5 separate regions of the Homo sapiens genome follow, and regions 1, 2, 3 and 5 are each linked to region 4. A link is a loop called in an ENCODE intact Hi-C map of the cell type or tissue named here. Cell type or tissue: dorsolateral prefrontal cortex. All regions are shown on one strand.

What was found. Peaks named below come from ENCODE experiments on the same cell type or tissue, not always from the same donor. Only the 100,000 strongest peaks of a DNase experiment are listed, where the experiment ranks them.
Region 1: it touches region 4 in a loop (2.4-fold over the local background); 34 of 110 quality-filtered maps call a loop at or near these places.
Region 2: a loop joins it to region 4, with 6 times the contacts of the local background. A loop is called at or near these places in 89 of 110 quality-filtered maps.
Region 3: a loop joins it to region 4, with 2.2 times the contacts of the local background. A loop is called at or near these places in 14 of 110 quality-filtered maps.
Region 5: it touches region 4 in a loop (3-fold over the local background); 45 of 110 quality-filtered maps call a loop at or near these places.

The regions. Positions count from the first base shown.
Region 1 is chr6:41,367,332-41,371,331 of GRCh38, forward strand. No RefSeq gene overlaps it. Among named protein-coding and RNA genes, the nearest start is that of NCR2, 34 kb to the left of the region's middle. RefSeq lists enhancers at 2,128-2,628, 3,908-4,000 and a silencer at 3,266-3,466. In dorsolateral prefrontal cortex, CTCF peaks have their summits at 539 (motif pointing right), 739, 1,723 (motif pointing right) and 1,926; DNase peaks (open chromatin) are centred at 530, 1,750 and 2,224; H3K4me3 peaks cover 555 bases; H3K27me3 peaks cover 1,378 bases.
Region 2 is chr6:41,589,938-41,593,937 of GRCh38, forward strand. It overlaps FOXP4 (forkhead box P4), which reads left to right. Exons shown (of 17, transcript NM_001012426.2): 11 at 26-233; 12 at 334-410; 13 at 1,284-1,385. Among named protein-coding and RNA genes, the nearest start is that of MIR4641, 6.8 kb to the right of the region's middle. RefSeq lists an enhancer at 3,042-4,000. In dorsolateral prefrontal cortex, CTCF peaks have their summits at 2,240 (motif pointing left) and 2,446; a DNase peak (open chromatin) is centred at 2,234.
Region 3 is chr6:41,503,028-41,507,027 of GRCh38, forward strand. The region is part of intron 2 of LINC01276 (long intergenic non-protein coding RNA 1276); the gene reads left to right. It overlaps LOC112267957 (a long non-coding RNA gene), which reads right to left and starts at 1,974. Exons shown (of 3, transcript XR_002956346.2): 1 at 1,220-1,974. RefSeq lists enhancers at 1-369, 370-1,117, 1,821-1,920, 2,398-2,897 and silencers at 2,101-2,260, 2,291-2,370. In dorsolateral prefrontal cortex, no CTCF peak of the experiment used is centred here; DNase peaks (open chromatin) are centred at 70 and 2,362; H3K4me3 peaks cover 2,761 bases; H3K27ac peaks cover 1,667 bases; H3K27me3 peaks cover 513 bases.
Region 4 is chr6:41,422,850-41,426,849 of GRCh38, forward strand. No RefSeq gene overlaps it. Among named protein-coding and RNA genes, the nearest start is that of LINC01276, 78 kb to the right of the region's middle. RefSeq lists enhancers at 1,506-1,725, 3,748-3,827. In dorsolateral prefrontal cortex, CTCF peaks have their summits at 1,818 (motif pointing right) and 2,027; a DNase peak (open chromatin) is centred at 1,812; H3K4me3 peaks cover 63 bases; H3K27ac peaks cover 1,917 bases.
Region 5 is chr6:41,682,167-41,686,166 of GRCh38, forward strand. It overlaps TFEB (transcription factor EB), which reads right to left. Exons shown (of 9, transcript NM_001271944.2): 8 at 3,924-4,000; 9 at 1,812-2,912. The coding sequence ends at 2,433. Among named protein-coding and RNA genes, the nearest start is that of MDFI, 46 kb to the left of the region's middle. RefSeq lists enhancers at 89-915, 916-1,741, 1,276-1,355, 1,376-1,555 and a silencer at 1,365-1,659. In dorsolateral prefrontal cortex, CTCF peaks have their summits at 177 (motif pointing left), 382 (motif pointing left) and 1,575 (motif pointing left); DNase peaks (open chromatin) are centred at 185, 665 and 1,565; H3K4me3 peaks cover 1,793 bases; H3K27ac peaks cover 4,000 bases.

The sequences.
Region 1 (4,000 bases), 56 kb before region 4:
CACCATGTGATCTCTGGAAACACTGGCTCCCCTTTGCCTTCTGCCATGAATGGAAGCAGCCTAAGGCTTTCACCAGATGCCCAATCTTCCAGCCAGCAGAATTGTGAGCCAAATAAATCTTTTTTCTTTATAAAGTACCCAGTCCCACGTATTCCTTTACAGCAACACCAAATGGATTGGGACACTATGAATCTATAATTATTTAAAAGTTAACAGCTTTAAAAATTGATTGTCAAAGTCATTTTGTGTCTGTCTTTTTTACTTTTAAAATATGAATCCATCACGCTAAATGGGGGCTCCTCTGGCTCCTCACAGGGCATTCAGCGTTTGGTGGGGGCAATGACCCTGGGTTTATGCGGACACAATTCCAGGATGTTCTGCAGCCAGATCTTTCCCGAAGTTTCACATCTCTCTTCCAGGACACCTGCTGTCTCTAGAAGGAGCATCCCTCTGGAGAAGGAAGGAGAGAAGGCAGAAAGTGGCCGCAGCCTAGTGGGAAGGAGACCAGTGACAGCTGCATCCCAGCCCACTAGGGAGCAGCAGAGGATGGAGAATGGTTCTCAGCTCTGCACTGGAGTGGGTGGAATCTCAGGCAGGAGAAGGGGAGGGGCTCTGCCCAGAGACCTTTCCCCAGCCTGACCACTGCAGGTGCAAAAGCAGCTTGAGCATTTCCAATGCCTGATAAAGAGGGAGCCCAGCTGGGCTCAGTGGCTCAAGCCACTAATCCTGGCACTTTGGGAGGCTGAGACTGGAGAATTGCTTAAGGCCAGGAATTAGGATTCAAGACCAGCCCAAGCAACATAGCGAGATTCCATCTCTACAGAGATTTTGAAAATTAGCTGGGTATGGTGGTGCACACCTGTAGTCCTACTTAGAAGGATGAGGTGGGACCATCACTTGAACCCAGGAGTTTGAGGCTTCAATGAGCCATGATTGTGTCACTGCACTCCTCTAAATTAATTAATGAAAATGAAACACGAAGGAAAGAGCCCTATGCCAAGCAGAGGTCTCCTGACCTTGGGATTAAAGATGGAGAAGAACTGAGGTCGACTCAGTGTGGTCACCCATTCCATGCTCTTCGTTTGTTCTGTCTGAGTATCTGAGGTCGCAGGAGTGCCCCACTCAGAACAAAGCACCTTGTTCTTCACCTTCAGGGATAAGATTGCTCAAGGAGCCTGAATCCCAGAGAAAGGACAGAGACCTCTAACTCCCCATCCATGCAACATGCATGATAGAGTTTCCCAGCTGTCCCTGAACCGGTCTCAACCTGCAGGCCCATGAACCCATCTGAAATGGGCTCAAATGGAGAATGAGAAAGGACCTTGGAACATTCCCAGAGACTAATTTGGGAGCTCAGTACATCAGCTAAAGGTATTTTCTAGATGATTCTTCAGAGCCAAGGAGAGGGAGAGCTCCTGGCCTAGGATGGAAGCCAATATTTTACTCTTCTCACACTCTGTGCACCAAGAGATGGTGTGAATGTGAGAGAATCACTCTGCAATTTTACTAGCTCTATGTTCTTAATCGAAGTGCATTGCCTCTCTTAGCCCCAATTTCCTTATCTGGATAGTATGGGAAATGACAGTTCTCTCTTCTGGAGTTACTCTATTGATTAAATAAAGTAAGTGAGACGCCGTGCAAAACACCTGGCACCTGCCAGGCAATCCGTAAGCCTTTTCCTGCGCCCCCTGTCGGCGCTGGAAAAGTTCTGTATCTTGTATCAACCCCGGCTGCAGTATCCTTCATAACCACCAGGAGGCGGTGTGGGACCACGGAGCCTGCTTTGCCCACAACTAGACTCACTGGGGGAAAGGAGAGAATTCCTCCGCCTAAGGAGCAGCGGAATTGGAGCGCCAGAATTGGAGCGCCAGAGAGACACCGGATCTTACCTTCTTGCGCTGGAGTTGCCCACGCTGTCTCCATAGCACGAAAAAGAACCAGGGTAGGCATAGCAAAGGCAACAGGTGGGACGGGGAGCCAGGGAGTGGAAACGCCGGAGGTCCTCAGGCTGGGGATCCCGGAGTCCTCGCTCAGATTCCGATTCCGGAGAAGGCCAATTCCGGGACCCTATCCATGTCCCATTCCGGGCACCTTCCTCAAAAGTAGGGGTGGGAGGGGCATAAGCCGGTCAAGTATTTCCCGGGCCTTCCGGAGCAATCTTGCCTAAGCGTTCATATTTAACGCATTGGACTGGGAAACATTTGGAGATCATTGATTAAGAAATACTCAAACCTGGGCCGGGCGCGGTGGCTCACGCCTGTAAATCCCAGCACTTTGGGAGGCCCAGGCGGGCGGATCACCTGAGGTCAGGAGTACAAGACCAGCTTGGACAACATGGTGAAACCCTGTCTCTACTAAAAATACAAAAATCAGCCCACCGTGGTGGTGGGTGCCTGTAGTCCCAGCTACTCGGGAGGCTGAGGCAGGAGAATCGCTTGAACCCGGAAGGCGGAGGTTGCAGGGAGCCGAGATTGTGCCACTGCACTCCAGCCTGGGCGACAGAGCAAGACTCCGTCTCAAAAATAAAAAAATATATATACTCAAACCTGAAACCCATGGATAAATTAAATTCTCTAGTCTTTGTTTATCGTTTTTGAAAACAAAAATTGCATTTTTTGACAGGGTTTTACCATTGCCCAGGCTGAATGCAGTGGCACAATCACAGGTCACTGCAGCCTTGACCTCCTGGGCTCAAGCGATCCTCCCACCTGAGCCTCCTCAGTATAGCTAGGACTACAGATGCGCACCACCATGACTGCTAACCTTTTAGTTTTTGTAAAGATGGGATTTCCTTAGATTGCCCAGGCTGGTGATCCTCCCACCTCGGCCACCCAAAGTGCTGGGTTTACAGGCATGAACCACCACACTTGACCCACATCGTTCTCTTTTTAAAAAAATATTCCAGCCCGGCACGGTGGCTCATGCCTCTAATCCCAGCACTTTGGTAGGCTGAGATGGGAGGATCCCTTGAGGTCAGCAGTTTGAGACCAGCTTGGCCAAGATGGTGAAATCCGTCTCTACTGAAAAAAATTTTTGTTAAAAAAATGCCGGGCCTGGTGGCGGGTGCCTGTAATCCCAACTACTTGGGAAGGCTGAGGCAGGATAATCACTTGAACCCAGGAGGTGGAGGCTGCAGCAAGCCGAGACTGCCCCACTGCACTCCAGCCTGGGAGACAGTGAGACTCCATCTAAAAAAAAAAAAAAAAATCCACTGGCTTCCCATCACACCTAGTATATAATTCAAGACACTCTCTCCCTCATCATGGCCTACAAAACGCTACAGAATCTGACCCTCCTGACTTTCCATTGACCCTCCCTTTCACCTCCACCCTCTCTCCTCCTTTTTGAGCTCCATTCCAGGCACTTTCCACATCTTAGGCCACTGCATTTGCAGTTCCCTCCGCGGGGACCCTGCCCTTTCAGAAGTCTGCATGGCTCATTCTCTTCTGGGTCTCTGTCTCCTCCCCAAGTTCCTCTCTGGCCCACTTCATCTTTCCTTCACAGCACAAAGGGCTGTCCTGCCTGATACCATGTTGTGTGACTGTGTTTATCTGTTTCCTGTCTTTCTGACCCAGGAATGTATAAGCGCCCTGAGGGATGGGATCTTGTCTTCCTGTTGCTCAGTCATTTAATAGGTACTTGCTAAGTATTTGTGGAATGAGTGAATGACTTAATTAATCTACAAGCTGTGGAGACTCAGGAAGGATCGTGATAGTGACAGCTGTTGGTAAATTTAATTCAATATGTATTGTGCGCTTATTTTGTGCCTACTGTGTGGCATTCAGCATCATCTTGTTGCTGCTATTCATTGTGGTGAAGAGAATACGGCAGCAGGTAAGTCTGATCTGGGCCCAGAGCACAGACCGTAGGCGCAGCTCATCTCTTCATTGCTTTCTCCCCATTCTTGGAGTGGCAGTAGGAACCCCCACCCCCCCCCCACACACACACACATACACACACAGAGAGAGAGAGAGAGAGAGAGAGAAAGAGAGAGAGAGAC
Region 2 (4,000 bases), 170 kb after region 4:
TCAGTACCCTCCCCGTTGCTCACAGCTGAACCCGGTCCCCGGCTCCTCCTCATTCTCCAAGGTGACCGTCTCTGCAGCAGACTCATTCCCAGATGGTCTCGTGCACCCCCCGACCTCGGCCGCAGCCCCTGTCACCCCTCTACGGCCCCCTGGCCTGGGCTCTGCCTCCCTGCATGGTGGGGGCCCAGCCCGTCGGAGAAGCAGTGACAAGTTCTGCTCCCCCATCTCCTCAGGTGAGGGTGGGCTGGGGGCTGCAGGGCGACAGCAGCGTGAGGCTGTTTTTCCCATCTGAGCCCCATATCTGGCTACCTCATCCTCTGCCTGTCTCCCCAGAGCTGGCCCAGAATCATGAGTTCTACAAGAACGCCGACGTCCGGCCCCCCTTCACCTACGCCTCCCTCATCCGCCAGGTGAGCAGGGCAGGTAGGAGGAGGGTGGGGAATGGCACACAGGCTGCTCCCCCAGCCCCCGCCACACCCCTGCCTCCAGGAAGGTCCTGGGGCCAAGCAATGGAGCTGTCCCGCTCCCTCTCACGTGGCGGTCTTCCCTCTCTGCTGTGCGGGGCTCTCCTGCAGGCTGGGCCCTGTCAGCCTGCTGCATAGGGTTATGTGTCTCTGGGGGTGCACACACTGTTCTTCTTACTGACACCCACCGTGGCATTCATGTGCTCATTTCCACGTACACAGCCCGCCATGATAGACTCAGGGTCACTCTTCGTCTCTCTCCTTTGTCTTTCCTCCCTCAAGCCCATGATCTTCATGTCACCAATGTTCACATAGTATTCACACTCAAGCATGAACTTACATCGACACATATGTCCTCCCTGATACCCACACAGGCATGTACACCTTCACACACATTCTTTCTGTCACACACACACTGTGCTTAGGGTACCTTTTGCCAAAATCAGGATAAATTCCAAACAGCCTCCACCCCGTGGACATCTCTCCCAAGAAAGACAGGACTGACTGCTTTCACCCTCGGTGCAGGGCCAGGTACTAAAGGCATTTTCTCTCCAGAAGCAGCTCCAATCCTTCTTGTACAAATACATAGCCCTTGGAGGCTCCTGCCCTCTTTATCCTTGGCCAAGCTATAACCAGCCTGTCCCTCTGAGGGGACCCACCAGCCACCACCCATCTTGTTATCCACACATTTCTGAGCAGGTCTTCTCACAAAGTGAACTCGGGGCTAGGCAGAAGGGAGAGGTACTGGGGGAGGGAACCCAGGGCTGTGACCCTTCGAGGCCCAGGCTGACGGTCCCTTTGCTTGTTCCTTCCCCGCAGGCCATCCTGGAAACCCCTGACAGGCAGCTGACCCTGAATGAGATCTATAACTGGTTCACCAGGATGTTCGCCTATTTCCGCAGAAACACTGCCACCTGGAAGGTGAAGCAGGCCCCTTCCACCTTCTGGGCCCCAGTCACCCTTGGACCTGCCATATCCCATGGAGACCAAGGCTGCCTAACAATTAGTTCCCTAAACCATTAGTCCTGCAGAAACAGCCACCCAAGGGCCCAGCCAGGGCTGCATGCCCACGCCCACCTCAGCAGGGGCTGTGGATTGTTCCATAACCTTTTAATGATCCCTTCCTTCCAGCCTGGTGCTGCCTCCTTTCTGGGAAGCAATCCTTCTCTAGGGTACACCCCCAAGGGCCCCAAAGACGCCAGCCCCACGAGGTAGGGCCTCTAGGAATTGCTAATGCCCAAGCTTGATACAGAAGCCTGGGCCGAATTTCACAGAGACCCTAAGGGTCTGGATACCTTGGCTTAAGGTACATGTTCTGAAGCCTGAGGTGGGGCTAGGAAAGCGCAGGTATAGACACACGGATGGACCAAGAGCCGTGGACCACACATTGGGGCACTGACGGCACTCACAGCCCTCCCCAGCTCTGCCATCCCTGGCAGGAAGATAATTGTCTCCATCCAATTAGTCATTTCAACACCTTCAGCCATAAGTTTTCCTGGGAGAGCAGAAGCAGGCAAGAGGGGGACTCTAGAAAAATGGGAGACAGATGCTGGGGTACTAGGCCATTTATTTTTCTATAGCCAAAAGGGGGGTGTGTGTGTGTGTCTGTCTGTCTGTCTCAAGGTGGGAAGGTGATATCTAAATTGGGAGAGTGGGCGGGGCGGGGGGAAGAAGGAGAGAGTGTTCGCCCCTGCAGGGAAGGTTAGACGCGGGGAAGGACTCCCTCTCAGAACCTTAATTGGATCCCTGGCTCTTGAGTCCCCCTGCTGGCCACTGAAGAAACTGCAGTTAAACGGGCTACCTCCCCCAATCCCACTAGGTTTCAACAAGTGTTACTGAACCCCTCCTCCCCACCAGCGCCCAGGACTTGGTGGGGTCTGCACAGTGCCTGCCTACCCTTTGCCCTGGGATTATGCTAAGTGCAGCAGAAGGGACTGCATCATGACTTTCATATGCTCATACCCAATTCCCAAAGCTTGGGAGAGAAGCTGGGAGGCTGTTGGGACAGCTGCTGTAATTGGCTGTGAGTGATGTCATTTTCTGCCAACCACATTCCTGCCCTCTTTCTGAGCCAGCAGGGCTTGCTTGGGACCACCTGGTCCAGTCTCCAACCTCCAAGTCAGTTCAGATACCAGGTTTTTATAAATGATAGAGTCCTACAAACATAAGGGATGATTATAATTATTACCTAATGTTTAATAAAGCATATTAATCTTTTGCCTTTAGGGGTAGTAATATAGAGCCTCCTTTCCATAAGACAGCCTCCTTTTTGGGGGCAAAGTACTGCTAAGCCACCTACCTTCCTTCCTTCCTTCTGTCTTACCTGTAATGCCCTGCTGCAATTTTCTAATTCTCTCTTCTCTTGAGGTCAGGTTAGGTGACCTGGTTTAGGTGACTTCCTTAAACTACTCAGTGACCATCCTGAAGCCACCCCCCTGATATTCTAACCCTGCCGCCCTTGCCCAGCCCAGCCTTTCACATCTCTGTGGTGTGTTCCTCCTAGTTCTTCACCCCCATCTCCCCTCACCTAGTCTAGGGTCCAGTAAGAAGCATCTGGGCTGGGGAAAGTGAACGACTAAGTGGGTGACTTTGCCAGTTAGCAGTGTTCTGCTGCTGCCTCTGTGCCTGAGGCCACTGCCTGAGCCTTCCTCATGGCACAGCAGAATCCATCCAGCTTGAGGTCCACTTTGACCTTCTGGTTTTTTTCAGCCAAATGCATTCATGTTACTTGGGAAATACACCATCTACACCCAACTCTGCTTCCCTTCCACCTCTACTTTCCACTCATTTCTCAGCCCCTCAGGTCATCTCTGCTCCTCTCCCGAATTATTTGTGCTTTCTTCTTTCCCTTCTTCACCTTTGCTGGCTCCCACCCTGAGATACTTTCCACCTCAGACCAGGGCAGAAGGGTTGGGAGCGGGCATGGTGTGGGCCCAGCCAGCTGCCGTTCATCCAGGGACAGAGCTGCCATCTGCCAAGCTGATGGTCCTTGCTGGCCCTCCCCGTGTCCATCCCCTCCCAAGGCCCGTGTTGTGGGCCCGTCCTTTTGTTTACGAAGCCCCTGCCAGACCCCTTAAATTGCCGTTAATGTTTCAGCGTAACGAATTAGTCTCTCATCACGAATCAGGCTTCGAAATGAGGGAAAAAAGCCCCGGTGAGGCCATCCTCGGAAATTGGGGTCATTCTCATTTGCAAAGCGGAGGATCGGAGCCCCGTAATGCGGGCAAATTTATTCCGAGGCAGGAGCCCCGGCGTGATTAGGCCCTTTGTAATTATCGCTCCAAGAGATTCCACTCCAGCCGCCCGCCTCCCTCGTGGATTAGCAAGCGAGTCGGAAAAATACACAGGATTTAATTAGAGGCAAATTAAAATTGGTAATGAAATCGGGCCAGTTGCAAGTGGCAAGAGTTGGAAGGGAGAGAGGGAGAGGGATCTCCAGGGGCACGGGCTGCCTGCCCTACCCGCTTTCTTCCCCGTTTAGAAATGTAAAGAGGAGACAAGGATGGGGACGAGGCGGGGGAGGCTAAGGGAGGACA
Region 3 (4,000 bases), 80 kb after region 4:
CCTCCTGGAGCTGCAAGAGTTTGTGCCTGCTGAGGCCTTGCTCCACCGAGTCTTGGGGGGAGGCAGCTGGCGGGTGGGGGCGTGGCTGCCAAGGAAGTGGGTGTCGGGTACTGGGCGGGGGACAGAGCTAGGTCACAGTCGAGGTTTTCACTGACCCGAGTGGGCGGGGGTAAAGGGAATTCGTAAAAAGTTTCTTTCTTCATTAATGGCCTTTTTTCCCTATCCGAGAGCCTGGGCGCGGGAGGGAGCGAAGACGGCCGGGGGCAGGGCAGGCCCTCCGCAAGTGACACTTAATTCCCGGTCTGGACTGGGCCGGCGCTTGAAAGCAACTAAATTAGCAAAACAGAAGTCAACTGTCGATTGCTTCATTGGAGGATTAAGTGTGATAAATGGGGGGTTTGTTCGCTCTCCGGTCCAGATGTTGTGTCTAAGTAAGGGTTTTTTCAAAAAAAAGTTTTTTTACATTCTTGGCCCAGGGCCCATATATATTTTGGATACTGCTGGGAGTATATAATATCATTGGAAAATGATGCGGTCTGCTAACCTTTTAAATAACATTTCCTCCCTCCTCTATTTTCTAATAGTTTGTTTTTCTTTCCATGTTTGCCTTTTATTGGGGGAAATTTTTTTTGGAAATTAATGAGGCTCAAGTTTGGAGACCAAAATAAAAAAGGGGTGGGGGAGTGTGAGAGGTGGATGGGGTGTGGAATGAAGCTGGGTGGAGGGAGGGCTACTCTTTGTGTGTTTTAAAGCGCTCCTGGTTTGATTTTTTTTTTCTTGTAATTTTCTCTGCCGAGGCTGCCCGCGGCCCTCCGGCGGGGCTGCGCGGTGGCGCGCGCGGGAAGGGCGCCCGGGACTCTCCGCCGCGCCGGGCACCCGCTCGCCCTGCCCGGGCCGTGGGGCTGCGCGCCGCTGGCCTCCGGGAAGAACCTGCCATTCCCCCTGCAGCCGAGTCCGACGTGAGAGGGGGTGGGGGTGGGGGCGCCTCCTTCCTGAGTGAAACCTACGGAATCCGGCAGGAATTCGGGCCTCCCAGATTTAAGAAAACAAACAAAGGAAAGATTGTCAGAGAGGGGCCGCCAAGAGCCGCCGGGCCGCCGCACTGCCCTCCGCCCTCACCCCCGGGGCGCCCGGGCCTCCCAGCGGGGGCAGAACGCGAGGCTGGGGGGCTCCCCCGGGTGGTCCCCGGTGGGCTTCCCTGCCCTGGGTCTTGACTAACCTGTGTTGAGTCATCCTCCTGTCTCTAGAGCTGAAGAGGCCCCAGGGCGCATAGGAAAGGAGGGTGCTGCCGAGGTGGCTGCCTGGGGGCGGGCCCTACAGGGGTCATTTGGGGCATCCCCTGCCTCTAGGCAAATCCCCACGGAGCCCCATCCCGCACCCTCCCGCAGTGTCCAGGGCGAACCCCTGTCCCCAAGCCCAGGCTTAGGAGTGAAATCTCGACGGCTCAGGTTCCTTCTCTACGCAGTCCCCCAGCCAGACTAGGAATGGATCACCGCGCGGGTGGGCTCAGTTCCCGGCTTCGCCCGGGTCTAGGAAGAATGATAAAAAGTGAGAATGTAAAGGGAGGAGGTACTATAAAACAAAAGGGGTTAGACACCCATCAGGCAGCTGCGACCCGGTGGTAAACATGAGCGTCTCCTGTGCTCCCACCGCCTGCGTTCTTCCCGGCCGCGTCCACGTTGGTTTCCTTCTCGTTGTCTTGGTCTCTCCTGATTCTGTTCTCGTGTCAGTCTGCCCTGCCTCTGTTACTCCAAATCTCTGTGGTCTCTCTCCCTCTCTACCTTCTCTGTCTCCTTCTGAATCTGAATATGGCTCAGTGCTTCTGGCTTTCTCTTTGTCTCTGAAGCTATCTCTCTGAGAATGTCTCTGTCCCTTTCTGTCTGCCCCTCTTCGTGTTTCTCTGTCTCAAGCTGACGCTGTCTCGTGGCCTGTCTCACTGTGTCTTCTTCTGTCCTCCTCCTCGTCTTCCTCCTCCTCTCCTCCCTCCTCTCTCTCCCTCCTTCGTACCCCCCCCCGCCCCACTATTCCCCTCCATCTCTCCACCCTGCCCCCGCCTTAGGTAGCCCAGCGGGCGGGCGCCCGGCCAAGGCCGCCCTGGGCAGGGCCTTACTGGCGCTGACAGAGCCTCGCGCCCGCGGCCCAATTAGCGCGCGGCGCGAGGGACGCGGCATCTGGAATTGCGCTGCGCTCACGGCCAAGGCCGATTGTTTAGTCTGCGCGGCGGGGCGGGCGGCCCGCGCGGTGGCCCCACATCTGGAGCCTCGGCCAGACGGCCCTGCTGGCGGCTGGCCGGGGTGCGTGTGCATTTTTAACTCTGGGATTTGCTGACAAGTTAAGAAGTCAGAAAGTCAGTGACGGCGGGAACTGGCGAGGCGCTCAAGGAAGGGAGGGGCAGGCGGAGGCTCGGGCGCATCAGCCGCGGCGGAGACATGCTTGGGGGAGCGCACAGCAGCTCCGTGCTTTGGCCCAGCGCGGCCTTCCCCCAATCTACCCCCACCCGTAGCTGCCCAGCGCCGCAGCCACGCGTTGACTTTTCTTCCTTCCCGGTCTTTATCCTCTCCCACTTCTCCTTTCTCTTCATTTAGTCCCTGAATTATCCCGAAATCCCACACTTCCCAGCTGGCCAGAGCTCCTTGGAGGTCAGCCTCTAAGAGGGAAGCCCTGGAGTCTTAGGGCTCCCACGCTCTGGAGGAAACACAAAGAGGGCCAGAGAAGGCCAACAAATTGCCCGGAGGTGGCTCAGCAGTTGAGCGGCAGAGCTAGGACCAGAGGCCAACTCTCTTGACCCCTAATAGGGTTCTTGGCACAGCTCCGGGTCCCCCTTGGGGCTGATCCAATGTGAGCATTCTCACATTGTCAGAGTTCCTTCCCATCCTTTAAAAACGTGCTTTTGCACTTCCACTCATTCATTTCACAAATATCTGTAGCACACTGTGTGCCCAGCCTGGGAAACACAGCGGTAAACAAGACAGGCACGTCCTTGTGCTGCAGAGCTTACATTTTAGTGGAGAAGAGAGACAGAAACTACGCAGCAAACAAACTATCCAAAGTTAGAAACTGTTGAGGAACAGGAAAAAAATTGCTAATGTTTATTGAGTAACTATTGTGTGCCAGTCACCATTATAGATATTTTCATTTTTACCAACTCATCAAATCATTATGACCTTATGAGGTAGGCATGTGTCCCTGTTTTGCAGATGGACAATTCGAGGCTGAGAGAGTTACATGATTTATCCAAAGTCACACACGTGCACAGGTGGTGGAGCTGAGGTGCAGATTCAGGCTTGACTTCAAAACCAGGGCTCTCGCTCCAACAGTAGGCTGCAACGGCTTGAAGGACAATGGTATAGTTGTCCGGAATTGGGTAATGACATCTAGGTGATATACAATTTATTCCCAGCAGCAAAACAAGTATTTACCAGGCCGCTGCTGTAAAGATCATTACTAGCATTTGTGTACTGCTTTCCTATTTATAAGCCATTTTCACTTGCATCATCTTCTTTAATCTTCACAACTTAGAGGGGTAAGTATGATTATCATTTCCATCTCTGCCTCTGGAAACTAAGGCCTGCCAGTGTGCCCAAGCTTCACTTGAGTTTTAAGAGCGCTCCCTGCCCCAGCCCTCTTTCTCGGTAACAGAGGGCTCCATTTCTTTCCGCATTTGGTCTAGTTTTTCCTTGTTCTGTTTTCCATGGAAATACAGCTCAGTGCTCAACCTCATCCCCAGAAAATAGTGACTATATCATGCCTTTGAGATGTTTCCCCCCAGGAGCAAGTAGAGACTTTGTAATGTGCCATGGACTCTCAGCACAGTGTCCTGGTGAACCAGCCTGCTTTTCTGGTTGTGCAGCCAGGCAGACCTAACTGTTTAGGTCTGCCTAGCAGACCCACAAAGCCACACAGGGTTAGAGACCTTGGTTTCTATCCAGCCTCTACTGTGTGACCCAGCAGGTCGCTTACCCTCTCTGGACTTCAGTGTCCTCCTCTTTGAGATGGGAGA
Region 4 (4,000 bases):
GATGCTCCAATTCTGTGAATCCATCTTGTAAACTCATGCCCCTTTGGGAAAACAGTGAAATCTTCTGCAAGCTGCACCAACAGAATGTTTTACCAAGTTTTACTTTCTATAGTTTTTCCCTTCCTGCAAAACAAAACAAAATCTTCTCCAGGGAGCTGTGCCCCTGCAACTAAAAAACTGATCTAACCCAATCTCTTTCACCATACAGGTAATGATCTTGTAACCCAGACAGAAGGGTCTTTCCTAACAATAACATTTACTGAGCAGTTACTATGTGCCAGGCATTTTCCTACATACTTTATGTGATTCATTCATTTAATGCATCCAAAAATCCTTTGAGTAGGTACTATGATTCCCCATTTTACTGATAAGAAAACTGAGGCTCCAAGAGGTGCAGTCAAGGTCACAGATATATTAAGTGGGAAGCTGGCACATGAGCCCAGGTAGCCTGGCTCCAGAGCCTGTGTTCCCAACCACTGCTCTACAACAACTGCAGGGTCACACTTGAAGTTAAGCACTTGAACCTAAGCACCAGAACCCAGTTCCAGGATTTCCTCCACCTACTGAGCACCCTGCTGATATATCAAGGGGATAGGACAATAAGATTTACTCCTGGCTCCTAGACAACATCAGCGTATTTTCATAGTGGTCCCAAGCTCCCCAGGGTGATCAGAAGACCAGGCCTCCCATCAGCCAGCCAGTGGAGGCTATTTGGAAGCCCCTCAGCTCAACTGAGGCAAGTAGTCTCTTCCCCTGCCCACCCCATCATTGCACCCTCTTCTGCTGCTACATTCTTTGTGGTCATGCCCGACTTCCCCGCTTGCCTTAAATAGAGAGCCAGAGGCCCCTCCAGGCTGCCAGGATCCAAGGAAGGCAGGATGAATCTCCCGCACAGTGGGAAGCAACCTCAGATTGGGAAGAGTTCCTCCCAAAGTCAACTCAATAAAACAAAGAAGTCTTATGGATAGGTGATTGAGTACATATTGAGTGCCTTCTGTATGCACTACATTGGTCTTTCCCTAATATTCTTTCTGATCTTGAGCAAATCACTTGGTCCTTTGGTAGCTCATTGTTGTCATCTCTGAAATGGCTAATACTAGCAGTGAGGAGTAAATTATAAGATGCAGGTGAAAAAAAGAAACTTTATAAGGCACTCTTACTTGCAATTGTAACACCACATACACACACACACACACACACACACACACACACACGCATCCCTCTGATTGAGTTGGTCATTTTGGATCTCTAAGTAGGACTGGATTTAGTTGTGTGCCCACCCTCACCCCTGCACCCATACCCCAGTAAGAAGAGAAAAATCCAGGTGAATTGTCTATCTTTAACCTCTGCCTCTGAAATAGGTTAGATCTGAAGTTATACCAGCCTCTCCGGATGCTGTCTTTGACATTTGGGAATCTTCGTCCTGGGAGAAAATACTGCATAGTCAGAGGCCCTCAGGGGATGCTGCCAGATGTAGAGGGAATTTGTCATCTATACTGTTTGCTCATTGACTTGTATAAATGCCTATGGTACTTGGGGTAAAGAAACCAGCACAGGAGTGTGTAGATTCCTGAGTTACAGTCCTGCCTCTAACCTCCCTTTCCCTGAACCTCAGCTTCTCATCTGTAAAACGGGGTGTGAGGAGGCAGTCCCAGGTCCCTCCCAGTCTAGCATTTCTTTGCAGGTTTGCTCTGCCCCTTTCCTAAGTCTTCAGACTCTCTCTCTTCTGGCCTCTTCCTGCTTCCTTTCTGTGCTGTTTAGCTGACCATCTCTAGGCTCAGTAGGTGCAGAGACCTGTTATTCCAGGAAATGCCACGAGGGGGAGCCTTCATTTGGATGCCTGGGGTCAGAAAGGAAGCCAATTTCAAGTATAAGGCTGGGGAAAAATAAAATTCAGTCAGTCCCAAGGGACCCCATCAACAGCCAGGCGAAAATAGGAGGGAGAGGGCTCTAAGCTACAAAGACCATACTCTAAGTTCTCAAAGGACTGTGATCTTGATGTATATGTTCATTCTTGTTTCTCAGTCATACACTTTAAGTATGTATGGTGGGATTATCTCATTTGACACTCAGTCTAATTCGTGAGTCCTGTAGGGCAGGTGAAATTATCTATGACCTTTACAGGTGAGACAGCCTAGTCTCTGAGAGATCCTAGGCTCACCTAGGGACACACAGCCAACATGGGGCAGAGCTGTTGATGGCCCAGGTCTTACTCTACATGTCCCCGCCCCCCGCCCCCCATGGATTTGCCCCAGGCTGAGCACACCAGGGATCTTGAGGGACACTTCTTGAATGAGTGAAGAATGAATGAATGTATGAATGAATGAACGAATGAATATGTGGGCCCTCTGGGCCTCCCTGGAGTAAGCCTTCTCTGCCATGCATTGCTCCACTCCAACACAGAGCTAACTGACAGCTTTGTGCCATTGTCTACCTCTCCCTCTCACCTTCTCACAATGTTCATCCCTTACCATGAGACTCAAAGCTGAGGGGGACTTTCAATGGGTCCAATTCACTTGCACAGGTGAGGAAAGTAAGGCTCAGGAAGGGAAAGTGACTAGCTCATTCCTACAACAAATACTTACTGAGTGCCTATTTGTGTGAAGCCCTGTTCTAAGGGCTGAGACTTTTTGTAAGCCTCTGTCTTCACAGCACCTCCAATCTAACAGAAGGAGATACACAAATCATCAGGTAAATATGCAGCAGGTTAGATGATGACAAGCGCAACTAAGAAAAACAGAGCAGGGCAAGGGAGGTGGAGAGCCTGGTGTGTGCATTGGGGTGGGACATTGGTCAGAGAAAGCCTCAGCAGAGAGGAGACCATTGTAGGAATCTGGAGGGAACAGCAAGTGCAAAGGTCCTGAGGCAGGAGTGTGCTGTCCTGCCCAGGGAACATCTAGGAGGCAGGTATGGCTGGAGTAGAGTGATGAGGAGGAGGTGAAGGGTGACAAGAAGGGGCAGAGGGGTGATCAGATCACTAGGGTTTTGTAAGGAACATTTTCTCTGAGTGAGATATACTGCTATTGGAGGTTTTGAGCAGAATAGGGACATGATCTGACTTTAGTTTTAAAGGGACAACCCTGGCTACTCTGTTGAGAACAGACTAAGAGGGAGAAGGGAGGCAGAGAGACAAGCTAGGAGGTGTTGCACTACTCTAGCAGGAGACGATGGTGGCTTGGAACAGTGAGCTCAGTGAGGAGGTGGTGAAGAGTAGCAAATTCTGGACATATTTTGAAGACAAAATAAACAAGATTTGCTAAGGCATTTGGATGAATGATGACAGAAAAAGAGAGGAGTTGAGAATAACTCCAAGATTTTCTTCCCCAGCAACTGGGAAGATGAAGCTGCCCTTTTCTGAGATGGAGAAGACTGACAGGTGGGGGACCGGGGTGGAGATCAGGATTTCCAAGTAGAACAAGTTGAGTTTGAGATGCCTGCTAGATATCCAGGTGAAGTAGGAAACTGGATTTATGGATCTGCAGGTCAGGAGCAAGATTAATAGTAGAGCTAAGAGAACAAAACCAAAATCTCACATCTCTCGACTCCCAACAGAGTTCTTTTCACAGTACGTAGAGTACTCTCCCGTGGGCTGGAGAATTTAAATACCTGCGCTCAAAACCTAAAACGCAAAGAGGAAATACGGTAACCCTGAGCGCACTACCCTAGCCCTAGCTCTAGCTCTAGCTCTAGCTCTACCAGCGCCAGAGCTGGAGGAGGTCAGAGGAGAGGGGCCGTACTGGAGGGGGCTGGCTATCTTGGGGAAGTTGGGTGAGGCCCGAGGGGGCCAAGGGCTCAGCATGCAACTGGGCCGGAGTGGGGGCTGCTGGGCTTAGGAGCGGATCTCCACCGAGGTCTGGGTTTCTTCTCTCGCAACGGTCTTGACTGTTTCCTTGAGCCACCGTCAGATATTTATTTAACCTCGCAGTTCAGCCTCCTGGGGGCCTGCAGGGAAGGGATGGAGGCAGGGCGGAGAAAGCTGGGGGAGAAGGGGAGCGAAAGA
Region 5 (4,000 bases), 260 kb after region 4:
TTGAAATACCGGAAGTAGTTCCTGGGCCGGCCTCAGCCAAATCGGTAGGACTGCAGGACTCCCAGGCAGGATGGGAGCCACCCAGGCAGACAGCTTGGAATGTACAATGAAGCTGAGACTCCCCCACCCCCACCAGCCGCGGCGGGCAGCTGCCTAGTCCTGGCCCAGGGCACCCTCTTGTGGACAGAACCCCACTCACACCCTCTGTCCTGTCGAATATGCAGTCCATACTCCAATGCCAGAGGTAGTGGCCAGGCTGAAGGAGCCCAGGGGCAGGAAAGCAGCAGGCAGGTGGAGGCGGGGATATCAGTGATCTTTTTCTTTTTTTTTTTTTTTCCTTTTTAAAAATGTTTTAAATATTTATTTCTTTTTAGCAGACATCTGCTGGCAGGAAGGGCTATCCGTGATCTTGAAGGGCTGTGAGAGGAAGCAGGTGGGCAGCCCTCCACTCCACTAGGTCAATCCCCAGGGTGAAGTGGAAGAGCCAGTGGGGTCGGGAGAGACTTCTCAGGGGCCTGAAGGACCGGCCTTGGGACTTCCCGGAGCCTTCATCCCCCGGCCAAGGCAGGCCAAGCCTAGTTAATCAGGTGTCTCACAGAGTTCAGGGCTTGACCCAGACGGGGCTCAGAGGGGTTTCCAGGGCATGGGTAAGTCCCAGGTGGTGGGGTGGAACCTGGAACTAGGAGGAGGCGCCAGCGCCCCGGCTGGCTCAGGCTCCACAAGGTCATCCCCGGCTCCATCTGACCTTGAGATTAATCCTGCAGCCTGCGCCAGCCCGGCCACCATCAGCGCCCAGCCGCCCGGCCCATTTTCCTTCTCTCCCCTCGCACGCTAATTGCTCAACGTTGATTTGATCTCCCGTTCGGCACAGAGGAAATTGCCCTATTAGCCATTTTCATCCCGGGATTTTTTTTTTTTTTTAAATTAGGCCCCTTCAGCCTCTCAGGGCGATGACGGGGAGCCATTTTGGTCTCTGCCTGAAGCGGCCGTGGAGAGCAGAGGGGAACTGGATGAAGCCCGAAAAGCCCTCTCCCTGTTCCCGCCAGGCACCGGGGCTCGAGCAGCCGCCAGTCGAACCCTGACTGTCCCCAGCCCATGTCCCCCTCCTAGGCGAGGTCATAAACACCAACGTCTCCAAGCAGAGGCCCAAGGACTGCAGCTCGGAGGAAAGGCCGCGCCCAGGCCTCGCTGCCAGAGCCAGAGCGGGGCGGGGGGACCCGGGCCCATAACACCCCACGCGCCGTCCTGGACTCCCATCTCCTCCCTGTCTAGCTCACGGGGGTCCCTTTCCCCAGAGCCCTAGCAGGACGCAGCCCCTCAGTTACCGGGAAGCCCGTCTGGCAGACAGAGCGCGAGCGCCGCCTCCAGAGCGCCCAGCTACAGCTTCTCAAGCCGGGTGGCCGCCCACCTGGGGAGGTCACCCCCAGAACAGGGGTGGGACAGAAGAAGCATGCCCCCCACCCCGGGCCCAGGGTGCCCCAAATAAGCAGCTAAGGGCGGCGCACTTGGTTTGTGAGCAACCCTCTCGCCACATCAACTAGTCTCGCTCCGGCCGCCGCTGGAGGTGTGGAACCGGCGTGGCCGCAGCGCCACCTCGTGGCCGTGAGGAGGGACCGTGCCCCCCTCAGCACCCAAACCCCTCGTCTTCCCCGGGCAGGGCTGAGGCGTGTGACAAGCGTGTTCCCTCTTCCCTGTACCCCCCACCCCGACTCCCTTCAGGCAGCATCCGCACTCTGGAGGGGGCCCGCTGGGTTGAATCCTCCCGTTCGCTGTCAGCCCTAGACCCACTCCAAAGAGACAGGACCAGCAAGTACAAAGCACAGTGTTTACTAAAGGCACAAAGTGAGGGGTCGGAGGGCAGCTGCTCTTCCGGCAGTGACCCCTCCCGCTTCTGGCAGCCCCCGCGCTCACACCACCTGGTGGAGAGCTATTAGCACCAAAGTGGGGGGTGCCCACCTGTGGGAGAGCCGAGGACCAGGCTGCGGGGTGGACCTCCTGCCATCTGAGTCCCAAAAAGGCAGGCCTGAGCACCCCCAGGACCAGTTGCCTCAGATGAGGAGCTTCCCGAACCCCTCAAGCATGTCCTTCACTGGTAATGAGGGGCTCGGGCTCAGAAGACAGGGAATCTCCACCAGGCCCTCTTCTCACCTCTAGAACACCCTGCCCCTCCCTGCCCCGCGATTCCATCTCCGGGAGAGGGGCTGAAGGCCTCTTCCCACTGCGCCAGTCAAGAGGGCTGCCCTGGGGGTGCTTCTCCTGACCCCACAGGCTGCCAGACAGGCACTAAGTCCAAACAGGGGCCAACGGGGAGGAGGGAGGCAGGGCAGGTGGCTACTTCACACACAGTGCAGCCTGAAGGGTGGGAGGGAGGTGCCCCTGGCCCTCCCAGCCCCCAGGCCGGCCCCTGTTCCCTGGCACAGGGGCAGCCAGGGTCACAGCACATCGCCCTCCTCCATGCTGAAGCTGCTCCGGCGGCTGCTGGCCTTGGAGGCCTCGGGGGACATGGTGGACAGAAGTGGATCAGAGGCCAGCGGTAGCAGTGAGTCGTCCAGGAGCATGAGGTCCAGATCCTTCTTGGACAGGCTGGGGAATGGGGAGCCATGCCCCGGCGCCAGGGGTTCGGGGTAGCCCGGGGGACCCTCGTCCTCCCTGCCCCCAAAGCTCAGGCTGTGGCTGAAGTCCAGGTGATGGAATGGGGATGGTGGCTGGGTGGGCAGGGGCAGCGGGGCTTGCGGGGGCAGAGCTGGCAGTGGCTCAGGGTCAGGGACCTCAGCCCCCAGCATCAGGGCCTCCCCTGGGCCCTCTTCGCTAGGCAGCTCCTGCTTCACCACCTGCTGGGCCAGCTCAGCCATGTTCATGCCGGACGGGGAGGTGGTAGGGAGGCCGTGCACTCGAGCCTGCATCTCCAGCTCCTGCAGGGGAGCAGACAGAAGGCTGGGGAACACACCTATGGGCACCAGCCACCAGGACCCCTCCCCTGGGCCTCTATCACAGCACTTGCCCCTGCCCTACGGCACCCAAGACCCAAAGTGTTTCCGCTGGAAGAAAGCATAGGGTAGCTCTAGAGTCTAGACCAGTGTTTTTTCAGACTACAAGTCGTAACTCATTAGTGGGTTGTGAAGCCACCGTAGTGAGTCTTGACCAGCTTTCTATTTTTTTAATTGAAATTGACTTGTCTAGACTAGACTAGAATAGAAATTATTAGAATGCATTGCATCTATTAAGGACGAGGGGAGCGTTACTTCATGAAACTGATTTTTCACTTTGTGCCTGTGTGTGCTAGATTTTAATGTAAATTGTGTCATCTACCATAAGAAAGAGAAACAAGGTGCAGTCCAATTGCCCTTTGTGTAAAGGGCCAGCCTCAGGTCTAAAGAGGACAAGAGGCCCTCAACTCAGAGCCAGGACTAGAACTCTCAGTTCCAGCTGGTAGGGCTGACTCTGCCAAGCTCCTGGTTCTTTAGGTTGGCCCTGTGGAGATTCCTAGTGCCACCCACCAAATGATTCCAGCTCTCTACCTTCCAGGCACATGATAGGTTTGCATTTTCCTGCCTCTTGAGGTTAGAGTACTTGTAGAGTGTGCTTGCATTGGCCAAGCCCATTGAACAGAAGTGACATGTGGCACCTTAAGAGTGACAATGGCTTTAAGAGCCAGCTCTAGATGTGCCATCAGAGAGCTGGGTGCCAGCAGCGTGGGTGCCAGAATGAGGGTCTCACAGAACAGAACCTCCAGCTGATATGTGTTGCTTAAAGATGCTGAGGATTGTTTGTTACCAAAGCAAAACATCCTAACTGATACATCCTCCTTCCTAATGGGCATTATTCCTGTGTCTCCAACTTCAGAAGTACAAGTACTGCCCCTTAGGGCCAGGAGCCAGGTTAAGGGTCAGAGTTACCAAAGAAGTCCAAGTTCAGGACCAGACCTGGATACGGAGCCAGAGCTGCTTGTTGGTCATCTCCAGGCGGCGAGAGTGGTTCTCCAGCTCCCTGGACTTTTGCA